Linked DNA regions of Homo sapiens: region 2 is linked to region 1. A link is a loop called in an ENCODE intact Hi-C map of the cell type or tissue named here. Cell type or tissue: PC-9. All regions are shown on one strand. Each heading gives the region's core, and the rest is flanking DNA. Links, peaks and the distances in the headings are about the cores only.

Region 1 (10,466 bases), core at 1,116-9,115:
AAGACAATATTACCTCTTTGGTGGGCCTATTCTGAAAACTAAATAGTTCTGGAGAAGTGCTTAGGGTGGGGTTGTGGAACATAGATAGCAAATATTTGAGTACTTGCTGCTAGTAATTAGGTGACCTAATATGAAGAAGGAGCTCCTGGCAGAGGGGTAGGGCAGGTTGATAGGTTAGACAAGAGTTTGGGGATCTTGGCCTCCCTTGCTGGCTTGGGGTTTGCAAGATCCCATGTTGGAGCAGGAGGGCCGTTCCACCAAGCGGTGCCGGAAGTGCTTTTAGCCGACCCTGCCACTCCAGGCACCACCTGGCATTGCTTGAAAACTGTCAAGGAAGGAGCATCTCCCACCACTCAGGGCCACGCACGCACGTGGCGGCCAACTCTGCAGATGGAATGAGAGCAAGCTGCTGCAAGTGGCTAGAGTGTGTCAGCAAGAGTGTGTGCAGTCATCGCCAGACAGCTCGGCGAGGCATACACAACGGAAAACAAATGTGTGGTATTCTGGAATTTAAAGCAAAACATCCAAAACAATCCCCCACATCAGATGATTTTGGTTAAGATCAGAATGCCTGCTTTCAGTGGAAAAGGGATTTATGGGCTGGCCAGTGTATGCTACGCGTCTGGCAAGCAGGCAGTGGAAACTTGAAATGGGATTTCTTGTTTAGAAAGAGGTTACCTTGGGCTGGGGCCTCCCTCCCAATCAGCCCCAACATCCTAACGCCAGTACACTTCACTGAAGCTTTTCTCCTCTCCAGGGCAGAGGAAGGGCTCCAGGTTTTTAAATGATGCTGACTTTGTCCTTGAAAGGAGGGAAGATTTCTCAACTCGAACTTGTTCAGACCAGGTAGCTGCCTAATTTCCAGAAAGATATGCTGAGAAAAAGCTTACGGAGTTCCTCATCCTCTGCCACACCCTGGAGAGGGGACCAAGCTGTCTCCCTTCTATCAGGGAGGAGACAGGTCAGCAAGTAACCGATCTCTGCATGGCATGTGCTGTGCACCGTCAGAGGAAGAGTGCTGACAGCTGGGTCACTCATGCCTGCTCTGTGACCACGGGCAAGTCGCTTTACCTCTCGGAGCCTGTTTCTTCATCTCTCACAGGGATGATTCTAACTAGCTCTCAGGCTCTAAGGCAGCCCACTAAGAATCAGAAGGGGCAGCAGGGCCTTGTAGTGTAATTCTAGTCTCCTCCCTGGGAAACCTCTCATGCATTGCATTACTGTTGCTCCCACAGGGAATGTTCTCTTGTAAAGTAATGGCCTGCACCAGCCTGAGGCCAGGCTCGAACATTTACACACAACGAGCCAGGCATAGCAAGGTGGTGGCACCCCCAGGCTGTAGCTGTCTAGGGCCACCTTCACCCTTCCACCCAGGAGCCCCCCAGCTGCACTAGCACCCCTGGAAAGGGAGGCCACAGAGTCAGTAGGCAGGCTAAGCATGTGCTTAGGGCACCAACAATGCAGGCAGCTCAAGGAATCCAGGGAAATAGGCACTTTTTTTGAGCTTTATCTTACAAGTTCAACTTTTTTTATGTTGAATTGTATGGGTTGTGGGGTAGGTACCATAATCATCTCAGTGTCTAGAGCACTAAATGGCCACAGAAGGCAGAAGTTGGCCTCCCCAGGGACCCAGCTTGTCATGGAATGTTGGGTTTAAGTGTATGTGTGGACCCCTCTCCCCAGCCTGCCCTTATGGTATAAAAGAGTGACATATAATAGCAGGGGCCATTTATGACCCAGGGACATTGCTGGGGTTGGGGGGAGTGGGCCAGGAGCGGGCAAGGAGTTGTCTTGATAGAAACGCTGATTCCCGTGGGGAGACAGCAAATTAGTCACTCTCCTTAAGCCTTACTTTCCTTATCTGTGTAATGAAGGTAATAACACAACCAGCGTCTTACGATTGTTACTGGGACTAAGGGGATATTTAATGTAAAGCTATTATATGGGCCTGGCTCACAGGCAGAGCTTCTGTGTTAGCTTCTGCTGCTGTTGCTGTAGTTGCTGCTACTGGTACCTCTCCTTAACATTTTTCACAGATTGAGGTTGTCTAAGTGTTCACATTCATCCATATCTTCTCACTTCAGTTCATGAAACCACATCACACAAGATCAGTCAATGCTGAAATTTACCTCCAGTCTTTCTCCCTCTCGAACACGAATTGGAGGACGTATCTTTCCACCTGTCTATAAAACACTCATTTCTGAGACTTCCCCAGTTTGGGGAAGACGGATAAAGAAGGGAATCAGTTTTGCACTTTGCTGGAAGCGCCTGTAAGAATGCCCCATTGGCAGAGACTCGCTTTGTGGAGCTCAACTTGGAAATTAATTTACAATGGAAATTGAAGGAAAATCTACTTCATGTCCACACCAAGAAGGGTGGCCTCAATGCCTCTCCTTCAGTTCACTCCTTGTGCCTTCCAAAAGGAAGTTGATTCTTCGTATGTAGAATTTTCTGGACACCTAGAACACCTACACCCAGAAACCAGGTCCCAGAGAGATGCAGAGCCACGGTCACCATTGCTTGTGTAGACACCAGGGGTAGGAAGTGGAAGGAAGGTAGCGCCTGAGGGTGCAGCTTCCCAGGGACCACCACCTCTCCCAGCCTCAATGGCGGGAGAGAACAAACCCAAGGGAGAAGCTACGGGCCAGCATCTTCCCTCCCTCCCTCTTGGCCCCCACCAGGGCTAGGGTCAACACCCCAAATTGAAAGCATCTGTTGTCAAGCTGCAGCAGGCAGGGAAACCCTGTCACCAGGTTAAGGCTTAAGTCAGAGCATTTTGCCAAATTCAACACGTCCAAGCCTCCCACTTGTCCCCCAAGAAAATTTCTCAGGGATTCACATCTTTCCCAGTCACCCCCTGGCCAGTGAGGAAGCACCGTGCATCGAGAAGAGCATAGCTTTGAGTCGTCTATGTGGAGCTGGTTCCATCTGAGCTCTGCCTCTTCCTGGCTGTGTCTTTTTGAGTCAGTTGCTTAAAATCTCTGAGCCTGATTCATCCATAAAATGAGGGTGATGAGAGGATTCAGTGAGAGACTGTACATAAACCACCTCCTGTAATGTGTCGGGGGCGTGGGTCCTTGTACATAGTAACTTCTACTGTTAAATTGCTACTGTGGTGTTATTTTCCCTAAGCTAGACAACCTGCAACTTGACCATTAGCCTCTTTTTTTTTTTTTTTTTTTTTTTTGAGATGGGGTCTCTGTCACCCAGGCTGGAGTGCAGTGGCGCAGTGTCAACTCACTGCAGCCTTGACCTCCTGGATTTAAGCCATCCTCCTTCCTCAGCCCCCCAAGTAGCTGGAACTACAGGCGTGTGCCACCATTCCCAGCTAAGTTTTTGTATTTTTTAGTAGAGACTGGGTTTTACCATATTGCCCAGGCTGGTCTCCAACTCCTGAGCTCAAGCATTCCGCCCCCCTCTCAGCCTCCCAAAGTGCTAGGTCAGGTCAGAGGCCTGACCATCAGCCTCTGAGTGTATTCTTTTAAAAAATTGTTTTTCTAGAGTTCGGGGAGGTTTGAGGAGAAGTCCAGTCTCATGCATAACAGCGAGCTGGCCTAGGGAGCACAGCCGGCTGCAGAATTCAGGGGGGAGGTTCTTACCAGGAGTGCCCTGCTGCAGGTTGTGGGAGCCTCTCACGGGCCCACTGAGTCACCAGGGCCTGTTACCAGAGGAGAGTTCACGCAGGCAGGGCCTGGGTGGTGGATGTGCATTTGGGAGCCAAACGCAGGTTCCAACTTGAGCCCTTTACCATGACTTCCTGGCTCAGTGGGTTCAGCACAGAGTTGTCCAGCCGTTCTCTCTCCTTTCTTACCTCTTCCTGCCTTCCCACCTCTCTGCATCCTCACCCTTAATGGTCACAATGCCGCATTTCCAGGGTGACCCCAGGTTCCCTCCCCGTGGCTCACAGTGCTGGTCAAAGCATTTGAGCCCCCAAATGCCCCACTCTCCAGATCGGAGTGTAAAGTAGTAGGTGCCAGTCCTGCTCCCTCGTGGGGCTGGGCAGTGAGCTCTCCCTAACACACACAAAGCACCTCCAGCTCAGAGGAAGCTCACACCTCCCATCCATGCCTTCAGGCTTTTCGGCACTGGCATTTAGAAAGCTATTCTCTGGATTCAGAACCCCCAGAGAGAGCTTTTCTCTGTCCTTCCTGATTATTGGTGTGTAAATGAAGGCCTAGAGTAGTGGTTCTTAAACTTGAGCGTGATGAGAGTCACCTGGGGAGGTGTTGGAAAACAGAGTGCCGGCCCAGTCCCACTCCAGTTTCACTGAGTGAGTCTAGGAGGGAACTGCGAATTTGCATGTCCAGGTTCCTGGGTCATCCTGCTGCTGGTCTGGGGTCATTTCGAGAGCTGCTGGACTGGCATAGAGAAGAGTTTCCTGGGTTGCCTTTGAAGATAAGAATTTCTGAAGGTTTGAGCACTGCCTTCAGACAGTGGCTCGGTAGAAGTCCCAAGAGCAGAAGTTGTCTGGAGAGGAGAGATGGCCCCCAGGATGCGCCTGACCAACCAGTCATACCTACAAAAGGGAGTTCTGGTTCTCTAGGGCTGTGATCTCTGGGGCTTTTCAACTTGGCTGTAGTAAAACTAAAGTTAGTAATATGCCCTGTTGTCATCTAGAAATTCCGCCATGAGCTATTACAGTAGTTTAGTTGGGACGCTTAAGGAGAGCAAGTCGTGGCAATTTCTTCTGCTGATTACAGCGGAGTTTTGGTTTTCTTGTTCCCGGTGTTTACTGTGTGGTGGAGCTGGATAAGGGAGCACCCCAAAGCCTCTAGTCCTGCCCAAGTGGCTTTGCCCTTCCAAAGACAACAGCCCCAGCCTTCATTTGGAGGTGGGAGAGGAGGACACAGAGAGGGTTGGAGGAGGCTGTGGGCATCGGGATCCTGTTTGTTCTTGCTGGCACTGCCTGGCCCGGCTTCCTGAGGAGTGAATCAGCCCATCCAAGGCTTGGCATGCAGTAGTGAGCCAAGGGTTGCCATGGAGATGGGCGAGGCCCAGAGCCCACAGGTCTGGGTGGCCTGACTTGTTTTTAAATGTTGAAGTCTGTGCGAAGAGGGAGGGCCTATCTCCACTTCTGTGGCTTTCTTAAAGCGTGACTGGTATTTTGGGGCCTGGAAAACTGCTGGTGTGGGAAACTTGCATCCCCAGTATTTGGTGTGTTGCTTACTTCCTGGGTGCTATGGACAACTATGACTAATGCTCTCCCAAGTTTAGTAGATGACAAAAACAAAAACCAGGGCTGACAAGCATCTTATTGAAGGAGGGTGATAAAGAGGCCAAGGTTTCCTCTCCTGCCCAACCCAGGAAAATCCCCTCTCTCTCTGTTATCTGCTGCTGTAATAACTCCTTTCAGCAGGGTTAATTTGCCCACGGAAGCAGTTTGTGATCCAAGGAAGGACAGAAGCCTAAAATCTGAGCCAACAGTCTCCCTTTAGCCTTCCTTCCCCACTTTCCTTTGGCCATTCCCATCCAGTCTTAGTGGAGCTCTGGATGGCAGTTTGCAGGTGTGAAGCAGATAAGTTTATCCATTTTCCTCCACTACCCAGCGCTCACACAGACTCCCACACAAACCAGGAAACAGAACCCCAGTGTCCTAAATTCCCCCGCTGCCACCCAGCCGCCTTCTCCGATCACAGGAGGACACAACAGCCGTCCACAGAGGGCCCATGAATTGACCCAGTGTCACCTCACGTCTTTCTCAGGGTTTATTATTATTGTCATTTTTTTTCCCTATGGAATCCGGCTGGCTGTAACACTTCACAGTTTTCAGAATGTTTTACATGCATCACTTTATTTAATCCTCTCCTTCAACCTACGTTGAAGGCAGGACAGGTATCATACTGTTTTTTTTCCACAAACGAGGACTGTAACGTTCAGAGAAGCTGAGGAAAGTGTGTAGTGTCAGAGAGCTCCTAGGTAGCAGTGCCAGAATTAGAGCCCAAGTTTATATCCATCACAGTCCAGTCATTCTCAACAGAGGCGTGCAATAGAATCCCTGGGAGCACAAAGAGTCCCCTGGGATTGCTGAGGCAGGTGCATGTTTAGAAATCCCCCAGGTAGGCTGGGTGCCATGGCTCACACCTGTAATCCCAAGCTTTGGGAGGCCAAGGTGGGTGGATTGCTTGAGCTCAGGAGTTCAAGACCAGCCTGAGCAACACGGTGAAACCCTGTCTCTACAAAAAAAATAAGAAAAAAAAAAATTAGCCATGTATGGTGGCTTCCACCTGTGGTGCCAGCTACTTGAGAGACTGAAGTAGGAGGATCGCTTGAGCCCGGGAAGCAGAGGTTGCAGTGAGCCAAGATTGTGCCACTGTACTCCAGCCTGGGTGACAGATTGAGACCTGTCTCAAAAAAACAAGTATTTTCCCAGATGATTCTGATGCCCACCCCATAAAGAAGCAGGCCCTAGGTGGCACAGCTGTGCAGGCAGCAGCTCACTATTCTTTCTATTAAGCCACCTGTCCCTTGTTGAAAATTGTGTATCATTTTGACCATGGGCTCAGCAGAGTAACCAAGTAGCCATTGCTTTTCCAGGAGGACAATGGGAAGTTGGGAAGAAAGTTCTCCCTCCTTCCTGGACTCCATCCACTCACCACTGCCCACCTCCAACCCCTCCCAAAGTGGTAGATATGGCCACCTCAAGGCCAAGGCATCCTCAGCAAGAAATCACTGTGAGCAATGATCTGCTCTCCACTTTCTGGGCTTTCCAAGGCAGCTGAATAGAGGAAGCATAACAAATATTTTGTCCTTTTTAAAAAATGGGCTGGGTACAGTGGCTCATGCTTGTAATCCCAGCACTTTGAGAGGCCAAGCTGGGTGGATCTCCTGAGCCCAGGAGTTCGAGACCAGCCTGGACAACATGGGGAAACTTCATCTCTACAAATAATTTTTAAAAATTAGCTGGGCGTGGTGGTGCACACCTGTAGTCCCAGCTACTCAGGAGGCTGAGGTGGGAGGATCATCTGAGCCTAGAGAGGTCGAGGCTGCAGTGAGCCATGGTCATACCACTGCACTCCAGCCTGGGTGACAGAGTGAGACCCTGTCTCAAAAAAAAAAAAGTGTATGGCCAGTCAGTACATATTACAGAAGATGGGACCTGGAGGAAAAGGGGGCCCACGCCAAGAGCACCCAGTTTGTTTGACCACAAAGGATTTTTCTTTGCAGTAGGATTTGTCCCATAGGCAAACTTGGCTTCTCCCACCCGGGGAGTGGCATGCAGTATGCCCTCCCCCACACTGAAACCACGTTCAACCCACTGCTCTTTTCCTCTTCCTCTGGGTTACCTCCTCTTTTTCAGCACACCTACTTCAAGAATTTCCATCAGGAGGCCAGGCTGTACATACGAACCTCCCCAGGTTCTAACTGGAACTGGTTTTGCACACTTGGCATAGAGTCCCCAGAGCAGCCAGGTGCCCCTAAGCTCCGTTACACTTTGATGTTTTTTGTTTAATCCTCCTTTGAAATTGGAAATGTTTCCTGTAACTCCAGGTGTGTGTTTCAGTGTAAGATTTCTGAACCTGTCCCTGCAGCAAGATTTTGCAGTGTGAGTCACTGAAATTCTCATCTTTGCGTGGGAGCCTTGGGTGAATTGTGCTCTCAGTGGTGAGTGGGTGTGGCAAGGGATGACCAGGACACCATTCATTGTGGGCCTGAGTTTGGGGCACTCTTGGGTTCTCATGTCTCCTGAGGCTCACATAAGCCCCAGGTGACCAGCTTACCTGTGTTCGTCAAACATAAGAGTGTTTGACTGGACTTCTTTGAGGGATGGGGGTGCTGGCAGAGTTGCAGATAAAGACCGAGGACAGCAATGCATGGGTTGTTTTTTTGTTGTTTTTATTTTTGGAGATGGAGTCTCGCTGTGTCACCCAGGCTGGAGTGCAGTGGCTCAATCTCCGCTCATTGCAACCTCTGGCTCCCGGGTTCAAGTGATTCTCCTGCCTCAGCCTCCCAAGTAATTGGGACTACAGGCACACACCACCACGCCCGGCTAATTTTTGTAGTTTTAGTAGAGACGGGGTTTCACCATGTTGGCCAGGCTGGTCTCAAACTCCTGACCTCAAGTGATCCGCCTGCCTTGGCCTCCCAAAGTGCTGGGATTACAGGCATGAGCCACCGCACCCGGCCTGCATGGGCTTTTTGTAAACTTGGTTTTCCAAAGTCTGTATAAGGATTTGCCTGTAAGTCACATTGGGACATGCTTCACCAACAGAAAGGGAAATTGTTGTCATTCCCCAAATATTCCCCAACCAACCTTAATGGGGCTTCCTTAGTATTTACTCTGGGCAAATAATTGTTCTTTGTGGTTTCTTTTTTTTTTCTTTTGAGATGGAGTCTTGCTCTGTCGCCCAGGCTGGAGTACAGTGGCGTGATCTCGGCTCACTGCAAGCTCCGCCTCCCGGGTTCACTCCATTCTCCTGCCTCAGCCTCCCAAGTAGCTGGTACTACAGGCACCCGCCACCACGCCCGGCTAATTTTTTGTATTTTTAGTAGAGACAGGGTTTCATCATGTTAGCCAGGATGGTCTCCATCTCCTGACCTCATGATCCGCCCGCCTCGGCCTCCCAAAGTGCTGGGATGACAGGCAAGAGCCACTGCGCCTGGCCTCTTTGTGGTTTCTGACTCTTGTGAGACATTTGAAGATGGATCTGGATAAAAGGCCTGATGGGAAAGGAAGCTGGTCCAAATGAAGAGGACACAGGAGAGGAGATCTGGGTGGATTTCAAATACTTTTTCACTGAAGTAGTCATTCATTTATGGAGTAATTACTTACTAATGACCATCCGTCCAAAGCATGGATGGGGCAAAGGAGATAAAAGAATGACTCAGAGGTCCCCTGGACCTCAAGGAGCTTGTGCTCTGCTGAGATGGGAGGCAAACCCCAGATAGAGGAAGGGCAGAGAGTGTGGAGCATGGATGCTGGAGAGGACAGGATGGATGCGACACTGGCCTGCTCACGTGCTTGGCTTGCTCAGGGGTTGCATTTGCCATTTGCATGGGAGGAATGGGAGGAAATGGGTGGGGAAGCAGCAGGCTTGGCTTAGGCGATCACGACAGCATTCTAAGAGGGACTTGTACTAGCAGAGGCACAATGCACGAGGCTGAACTCGGGAAACTTGGAGAGATTGCATCTAAGGAGCAGACAAGGAGGAGGCAGGGTTCAGTGGTGTCAGCTGCTGTGGGATCCCAAGACATAAGGATTCAGCAAAAGTCTTAAGACTCACCACCCCTTTCGGGTTGGGAGAGATGCAGTGACGAGCCAGTGAGGACTTGGAGGTGGTTAAGACGCCAGCTCAGGGGTGAAAGGAAAGCAGAGAGCACCCTGAAGGAGCTGCGAGGTTGAAGAAAAAAAGGGTTCTATTTCTGGTTTTCTTCTGTTTGGATTTTTAGGTTAGGGAGACCTGTCTGTGTCTTCGCAAAGGTCAAAAAAGTGGCAGAGGCAGACCTGCATAGTCAGGAAAGAGGTTAATTAGTGGAGCAGGTTCTTGAAGGAGACAGGAAGCTTTGAAAGAGAGAGACCCCTGCTTCTTTATTATTGTTTTATACACTTTGTTTTAGAATAATTTTAGATCTACAGAAAAGTTGCAGAGATAGTGTAGAGAATTCCCTCATCCTCCTCCCCAGTTTCCCCTATTGTACCATCTCATATTACTGTGTTTCATTTGTCACAACTAGGAAACCACCGTTGGTACATTCTGTTAACTGAGCTCTGGACTTAGTCGGATTTCACTAGTTTTTCATGTAACGTCCTATTTCTGTTCCAGGGTCCTATCCAGGACACCACAGGACAGTTGTCATGCCCCCTCAGTCTTCTCTGGGCTGTGACAGTTTCTGTCTTTCCTTGTTTTCCATGACCTTGACAGTTTGGAGAGAAGTGCTAGGCAAGTATTTTGTAGACTGTGCTCAGTTGAGGTTTGGCTCATGTTTTTCTCAGGGCCTAGCACCAGTGAAGAAACGAAGAAATTTCCAGTAAAACAATGGGAAAAAATGACCCTTTTCCTCTCGGCCCTCTCAAAGGGATGGAACCATTTTTTGGCCAGATAGCAAAGGAGCTTTTCCCAGCAAAACCAGAATGTTTCCATTTGGCTTTTCTTGGAAACAAAAGAGGAAACCATGGGCAGGGCCGCGAGCTGGGAGTAGAAGCTATGGGCTCTCTCCTGCATCCCCGCATCCCCGCCCGACCAGCTGGGCATACTACAGGTTGCCATCCTCTCTCCAGAGCCCTGGGAACAGGGCACTGTCTCATTCAGCATCCGCATCAAACCTGCTCTGCTCCTGGGATGATAGGCTGGGGTGGGGCAGCCATCGAAGAAATTACATGGTCAGCATGCCGCCATATGTCTGTTAATTAACCTGGGTGGAAGCCATCGACCCCTTGGCCTCCCGGACTCCTATATTCTCATTTATGGAGTCCCTGAATAATTGACTTGGCACCCTCTTTTAAGGGTTAAAGCTCTCTTTTTTTCTTG
Region 2 (8,000 bases), core at 1-8,000, 79 kb after region 1:
ACTGGATCCTGTTCCGTCGGTGTGTGGACTGGATTCTATTCCCGTCCGTGTGTGGACTGGATTCTGTTCTGTCGGTGTGTGGACTGGATTCTATTCCCGTCGGTGCGTGGACTGAATCCTGTTCCGTCGGTGCATGGACTGGATTCTGTTCCGTCGGTGTGTGGACGGGATTCTATTCCCGTTGGCGTGTGGACTAGATCCTCTTCCGTCGGCGCGTGGACTGGATCCTGTTCCGTCGGTGTGTGGACTGGATTCTATTCCCGTCCGTGTGTGGACTGGATTCTATTCCCGTCCGTGTGTGGACTGGATTCTGTTCTGTCGGTGTGTGGACTGGATTCTGTTCCATCCGTCTGTTTATCTATCCTTATGCCAATATCACATCGTCTTGATTACAGTAGCTTTGTAGTAAGTTTTGAAAATTAGGAAGTATGAATCCTTTAACTGTGTTCTTTTTCAAGTTTGTTTTGTTTATTTTAGGTCCCATGCAATTCTGTATGAATTTTAGGATCAGCGTGTCCATTTCTGGGGTTTGGGGGGACAGTTTCTATAGAGATTGCATTGAATCTGTAGATAAATTTGGTATCAACATCTTAACAATATTAAGTTTTTAGACAATAAACATAGGCTGTCCTTTGATTTTATTTAGACCTTGTTTAATTTCTTTCAACAATATTTTTCAGTGTACAATTATTGCATTTCTTTGGTTAAATTTATTCCTGGCAGGGCGCAGTGGCTCACGCCTGTAATCCCAGCACTTTGGGAGGCTGAGGCGGGTGGATCACGAGGTCAGGAGATTGAGACCATTGTGGGTAACACAGTGAAACCCTATCTCTACTAAAAATACAAAAAATTAGCCAGGCGTGGTGGCGGGCACCTGCAGTCCCAGCTACTTGGGAGGCTGAAGCAGGAGAATGGCGTGAACCCGGGAGGCAGAGTTTGCAGTGAGCCGAGATGGTTCCACTGCACTCCAGCCTGGGCGAAAGAGTGAGACTCCGTCTCCAGAAAAAAAAAAAAAAAAAAAAAAAAAAACGCTTATTCCTAAGTATTCTATTCATTTTGATACTATTCTAAGCAGACGGTCTTCTTAATTTCATTTTCAGGTTATTCATTGCTAGTGCATAGAAATGCAACTGATTTTTGTACATAGAAGAGCCCGGAACTAGTAATGTAAGTGATCTTGTATCCTGCAACTCTGCTGAACTGTTTTATAGCTCTAATTATTTTTTGTAGATTCTAATTATTTTTGTAGATTCCTTAGGGTTTTCTATATATAATATCACGTCATTTGCAAACAGAGATAGTTTTACTTTTTCCTTTCCATCACACAAGTTTTTCTAAATGCAGGATGACACTTTGTGACATTGATATGCTAACGAAGAGCATTCATCTAATTGCAAAGGGTTTGTTCAAGTAGTGTATCTTAGTGACACACCAGAACCTATGACTCAGGACCAGCATTTTACAACCTTAATGTTAGAAATAAAATACCAGGATTTCTTGAACTTAGAACTCTGGCACAGTTGCAACATCAACGCTTTACTATTTCCCAACATTGGATTTTTTTTTAGAAAGAAATCAAAAACATATTATTGAGTATATTTTAAAACCACTGAGATTAAAAGGTAAACTTCATGTTATGTATATTTTACCACAATAAAAAAACAGTTGAAATTCAACATCAGAACATGAAGTACTTTCCAACGAAGCCAAAGGTTGGATAAGAAATCTATTTTCCACCATCACCCAGGGTTAAAACAATCTTCCAAATTTTGAATGTAGTGTACTTACAGATGTAGTTCCTGGTGGTGTGGCAAATCACCTTCCCCAAGAATGTCCACCACAGTAGTCTGACACCAAGCTGAATATAAACAATCTAATGAAGATGACAATGTCCTTCTCCTTGATTTAAAACAGAGACACTGTTGTTACTTTTTTCGTGTTTTAATACATTATTTTAAAATTTGAGACAAAATTTCTTCTGAGACAGGGTCTTGTTCTGATGCCCAGGCTGGAGTGCAGTGGTGTCATCATAGCTTACTGCAGCCTTGACCTCCCAGGCTCAAGCAATCCGACCACCTCAGCCTCTGCAGGCAACTGGGACCACAGGTGGTGCACCACCACACCAGCAGTGACAATTTTTTTTTTTTTTCCAAGACAGGATCTCACTCTATCACCCAAGCTGGAGTGCAGTGGCATGATCTTGGCTCACTGCAACCTTCGCCTCCCGGGTTCAAGTGGTTCTCCCACCTCAGCCTCTCAAGTGGCTGGGATTACAGGCGCCCACCACAATGCCCGGCTAATTTTTGTATTTTTAGTAGAGATGGGGTTTTGCCATATTGGCCAGGCTGGTCACGAACTCCTGACCTCAAGTGGTCTGCCTACCTTGGCCTCCCAAAGCACACAGATTACAGGCATGACCCACTGGTGGCGCCTAGCTGACAATTTTTTAAGTTGACCCAAAATTTTGGCACTTTGTGTGTATTAAACACCCATTAAAATGACCCACGAAAGCCCAAGTTTGAGACATTTATTTGATAGAAAGAGCACTGGGTGGCCAGGCGTGGTGGCTCACACCTGTAATCCCAGCACTTTGGGAGGCCGAGACGGGTGGATCACCTGAGGTTAGGAGTTCGAGACCAGTCTGGCCAACATGGTGAAACCCTATCTCTACTAAAAATACAAAAAAATTAGCTGGGCGTGGTGGCAGGTGCCTGTAATCCCAGCCACTTGGGAGGCTGAGGCAGGAGAATTGCTTGAACCCAGAAGGTGGAGGTTGCAGTGAGCCGAGATCCTGCCATTGCACTCCAGTCTGGGTGACAGAGCAAGACTCTGAAAAAAAGAAAGAAAGAAAGAGAGAGAGAGAGAGAGAGAGAGAAAGGAAGGAAAGAAGGAGGGAAGGAAGGAAGAAAGGAAAGAAGGAGGGAAGGAAGGAGGGAAGGAGGGAGGGAAGGAGGGAGGGAAGGAAGGAAGGAAGGAGCGACCGAGCACTGGGCCACGTGTGGTGACTCAAGACTCTGTCAAAAAAGAAAGAGAGAGAGAGAGAAAGAGAGAAAAGAAAGAGTGAGCACTGGGCCAGGTGTGGTGGCTCAAGCCTGTAATCCCAACACTTTGGAAAGCCAAGGCAGGAGAATTGCTTGAGTCTAAGAGTTAAAGACAAGCCTGGGCAACACAGAGAGACCCATCTCTGTTAAAAAAAAAAAAAAAAAAAAAAAAGTTTAAAGAAAGCACTGAACTATGAGCCAGGAGCTCTAAATTCTAGTCCTGTTTTTGACCTTGGCTGTGTTAAGCAACCTTTATAAGCCAGTGTTTACTCATTTTCAAATGGATTGATATTTCTTGCCCTGGCTTCCTCACAGGGCTTCTGTGACAAGCAAATGAGAAAATAGATGCACAAATGCTTTGTAACCTATAAGACTTTGTGCAAATGTGTGAAATGAAATAATCTTTCCAAAGTCCACCTGTCCCTCTAGCTTCCCTTTCTCTTGGTTCCTTTATACAACATATATACATCTCTGCCTGTTGCCAAACAACTGCCTCTCCCAGCTTCACATTTATGTATCTGCCACCACTTTGGGGAACAAACTCTGCTTGTCCCTGGTGGAGAAAGGGGCCAGGTCTCCTAATCCTGCTCTAACTCTTCCTGGAGTCTCTCTCTCTCCATCTCCTGGGCTCCTCCTCTAGTTATGCAGAGGGAACAGGGCTTCTGATCAGCTTAGAGCTGCCCGGTTCTCTCTCACTCAGTGGACGTGGTCCCAGCCCTGACTGCAGAGATCTGTCCCTTCACTCCACTGAGCTCCTTGTCCCACCCTTCCAAGGAGCCCCACATCTGAGATTCCATAGACAAAGACACTCCCCCAACCCCCCCACCCCCCAACCCTGCTGCTGTAGGCTGGGAAGCTGCGAGGAGCTGGGAGCCAGAAAAGGAAGAGGACAGCCCCACCTTGCAGACCCCACCCTCTAGGAATGGATTTATGCTTCATTGTTGGTGGGAACCATAGCAACCACAGATGACCATGAGTCAGTAGATAATAAACAGGATTCTTTACAAACAGAGGTTGCCTGGGGCAACCCTGGGAAGGTGAGGCCCTGGATTTCCTGGTCTGGCCTCTGAGAACCTCCTAGCACCCCAGAACTCCCAGACAGAATGTTAGGTAATGCCAATGAGCACAGATCAATCATCTGCACAAGTAAGTCCTTCTGGGGTTCCTATTCCAGACACTCTGGCACTCTGAGCTCCCCCATCCAAAGCTTCTTTCCGTTCCTCAAACTCACCATGTGGTCTCTTGGCTCTTAGCTTTCCTACCCAAGCCCCCAACTCCTTGAAATTCTCTTCCCTCTTCTTACTCACAAAATACCTATTCATTCTTCAGACCTCGGCTTAAAGGTCAGGACTCCGGCATAAATGTCCCTGATCCCTGAAAGTGTCAGAAACCTCAGAAAAGAGGGCCAGACATGGTGGCTCATGCCTGTAATCCCACCACTTCGGGAGGCTGAGGTGGGTGGATAACTTGAGGTCAGGAGTTCAAGACCAGCCTGGCCAACATGGTGAAACCCTGTCTCTACTAAAAATACAAAAATTAGCTGGGCGTGGTGGCAGGCGCCTGTAATCCCAGCCACTCGGGAGGCTGAGGCAGGAGAATTGCTTGAACCCAGGAGGCGGAGGTTACAGTGAGCCGAGATCTCACCACCGCACTTCAGCCTGGGTGGGAGAGTGAGACCCCAGAAAAGATGAGATCTTATTTCTCCCTCACATAGTCTGAAGACGGAGCACTTTCCATGGAGTGCTGATGAAGTGCCAGGGTCCTAGGCTCCTTCTGGTGTGCCACCCCTCGGACAAGTCTCTCAGCCTCAAGGTCCAGGATGGCAACATCTGTCCAAACAGCAAGATGGAGAACAGGACAGGATAGGAACGAAGTAGGAGAGGGGCCAAGGACTCATGCTGGCATCCCGCCAGCCTTTTGACACGAGTCACCCTTCCGCCACTTTATAAAAAAAGGTAGGCCTCTTATCAGTGGTAGGCAATAGCAGGGTAGTGAAAACCGTTTCCCCACCACCGCCAAGGCAGGGAATAGAGGCTGCATTGTCCTTAGAGAATTGTAAATGAGTAAGCAACCGAAAGTTCTTTGTTATCCCCTGGGCCAGCAATCCTAAACAATGTCAGTGATAAAACATTCCTCCCTGAAAAAGTATTTTATTGGTCTAAGTTCTAAATCTAAATAAATGCTGTCATTACCACTGAGTTTTAATTATATGTGAACTTCGGCCGGGCACAGTGGCTCACGCCTGTAATCCCAGCACTTTGGGAGGCCAAGGCAGGTGGATCACCCGAGGTTAAGAGTTCGAGACCAGCCTGGCCAACATGGTGAAACCCCATCTCTACTAAAAATACAAAAATTAGCCAGGCATGGTAGTGCACGCCTGTAATCTCAGCTACTCAGGAGGCTGAGGCAGGAGAATCACTTGAACCTAGGAGGCAGAGGTTTCAGTGAGCCGAGATTAGGCCACTGCACTCCAGCCTGGGTGACAGAGTGAGACTCCATCTCAAAAATAAATAAATAAATAAATAAAATGTGAACTTCAATTTAACTTGTTTTTATAACTTAGCATTTAAATAACATTATCGGCCGGGCAAGGTGGCTCACGCTTGTAATCCCAGCACTCTGGGAGGCCGAGGCAGGTGGATCATGAGGTCAGGAGATGGAGACCATCCTAACACGGTGAAACCCCATCTCTACTAAAAATACAAAAAATTAGCCGGGCGTGGTGGCGGGCGCCTGTAATCCCAGCTACTCGGGAGGCTGAGGCAGGAGAATGGCGTGAACCCGGGAGGCGGAGCTTGCAGTGAGCCGAGATCGCGCCACTGCACTCCAGCCTGGGCGACAGAGTGAGACTCAGTCTCAAAAAAAAAAAAAAAAAAAAAAAGATAAATAACATTATCTCCTATGCAGAAATGAAAGCTGAAAACTCGTTATTCAGTGGGCCCCCGACACCCGCAGACTCAGCTCCATGTGTTTCTTACTTCTGGCTGGTCAGTGCCTCCGTTCGTGTGGAGCTGCTATGGAAGCAGGAGCTTGGGAGAGCCAGAGTGACACCATTTTACACTCAACTCCATCTTTTTGTTTTGTTTTGTTTTTTAATTTAGAGATAGGGTCTCCCCGTGTTGCCCGGCTGGTCTCAACTCCTGGTCTTAAGTAATCCTCCCGACTCGGCCTCCCAAAGTGCTGAGATTATAGGTATGAGCCACAGCACCTGGCCAATCAACTCCCATCTTAAAACTAGAAAGGCACACACACACAAAAAGCTAGAAAGGCACACTCCTTGCTGGTCACAGCCTATAGTCATGGTGTGTTTACAGTTGAGGAAACAGTCTAAAGATGCCTACAAAGACACCCTCCGACAACAATGGAGAGTCCACATGTCCCGATACTCGTATCAACATATGCTCTGAAGATAATCATAGTTACACCTTGATGTATTAATACTTACACACTAAAACGTCAAGGACAGTTTTCTTTAAATCAACAGAGTAATAAACTCTCTCATGCAGTCTGCTCACCCACATGTAGAAACAGCTTAGTTTAACCTTTACATCGACAAGACCCCTATACGAGAAAAACTTAAAACAAAGCCGGGGCAGTCCTCTGCTGGCTTTCTGAGGACGCCCTCCTGTGTAACAGGATAGCTTTCAATAAACTTTCTTCTTACTGCACTCTGTGACTCGCCTTGAGTTATTTCCTGCACGAGATCCAAGAACCCTCTGGGCTCTGGATCAAGACCCTTTTTTCCACTAACAGAACCACGTTATCTCTGCCTTTCAAAGGTAGATTCAAAAGACACAATGATAGTGCCCTGATTGCAAAGACAAAGGAATAACTTGAGTTATTTTTCTCTTATCTACTTGGACTTTGTATTTGTGTTAAAAATTCAAAACAGTGAAAAGGAGGCCGGGTGTGGTGGCTCACACCTGTAATCCCAGCACTTTGGGAGGCCACGGTGGGAGGATCACTTGAGGCCAAGAGTTCAAGACCTGCCTGGCCCACATGGCGAAACCCTGTCTGTACTAAAAATACAAAAATTAGCTGGGCATGGTGGCGCACGCATGTAATCCCAGCTACTCGGGAGGCTGAGGCATGAGACCTACTTGAACCCAGGAGGCGGAGGTTTCAGTGATCAAAAAAAAAAAAAAGCAGTGAGATAGAAGGCAAATTACAAGTTGTAATATTTTTGTTTTATGAGGGCCAATATGAAAACTTCAATTCATGATTATTGCTGAAAATAACTTTTGTAGAGGAAGGGGGTGCGTTAAGAAATAATCCACGCTGGTCAGGCGTGGCGGCTCATGCCTGTAATCCCAGCACTATGGGAGGCCAGGCAGGTGGCTCTCTTAAGAACAATCATAATAATAACCCATGCCACATAGAACACTTCAGGCACCACACGACCTCTCAACTTTCCCAAATTTTAAGATAGAATGCTTGGAGCGTAAAAGCTTCATGGCCCCGAAGAAAGGATGCTTCATAACATCGGTTTGAGTTGAACCGAGTGGATAAAGAAAATGTGATATATATTATGGAGTTGGAGACCATGATTCTAAGTGAAGTAACTCAGGAATGGAAAACCAAACATCGTATGTTCTCACTTATAAGTGGGAGCTAAGCTATGAGGGTGCAAAGGCATAAGAATGATATGATGGACTTTGGGGACTCAGGGGGAAGGGTGGGAGAGGGTGAGGGATAAAAGTGTACAGTGTACACTGCTCAGGTGATGAGTATACCAAAATCTCAGAAACTACCACTAAAGAACTTATCCAGGTAACCAAACACCACCTGTTCCCCAAAATCTACTGAAATAAAATTTTAAAAAATAAATAATAATATCAGTGTGGGCAAGTCTTCGTTTAATGAAATCACCACAAACCTCTTGTAGGTCTTCGTGTCTTCTCTGTCCTATATATATTTTTGTAAAGGGCAAAATGTGAAGTTAAGAAGATGTGTTGGGAT

What was found. Hi-C counts contacts between places; a loop is a spot of excess contacts. Peaks named below come from ENCODE experiments on the same cell type or tissue, not always from the same donor. Only the 100,000 strongest peaks of a DNase experiment are listed, where the experiment ranks them.
Region 2: it touches region 1 in a loop (10-fold over the local background); 6 of 110 quality-filtered maps call a loop at or near these places.

The regions. Positions count from the first base shown.
Region 1 is chr12:6,211,182-6,221,647 of GRCh38, forward strand. The region is part of intron 1 of CD9 (CD9 molecule); the gene reads left to right. Among named protein-coding and RNA genes, the nearest start is that of CD9, 16 kb to the left of the region's middle. RefSeq lists enhancers at 3,168-3,671, 3,672-4,173, 4,174-4,677, 6,768-7,967, 7,198-8,070 and 1 more and silencers at 4,002-4,296, 8,082-8,376. In PC-9, for the core only: no CTCF peak of the experiment used is centred there; DNase peaks (open chromatin) are centred at 3,650, 4,080, 5,050, 7,450 and 1 weaker place; H3K4me3 peaks cover 1,607 bases; H3K27ac peaks cover 7,826 bases.
Region 2 is chr12:6,291,311-6,299,310 of GRCh38, forward strand. It overlaps LOC105369625 (a long non-coding RNA gene), which reads right to left and starts at 4,097. Exons shown (of 5, transcript XR_001748979.2): 1 at 3,941-4,097; 2 at 1,789-1,899. RefSeq lists a silencer at 2,079-2,289 and an enhancer at 4,343-4,843. In PC-9, for the core only: no CTCF peak of the experiment used is centred there; DNase peaks (open chromatin) are centred at 1,471, 3,301, 4,051 and 5,051; H3K4me3 peaks cover 425 bases; H3K27ac peaks cover 4,893 bases.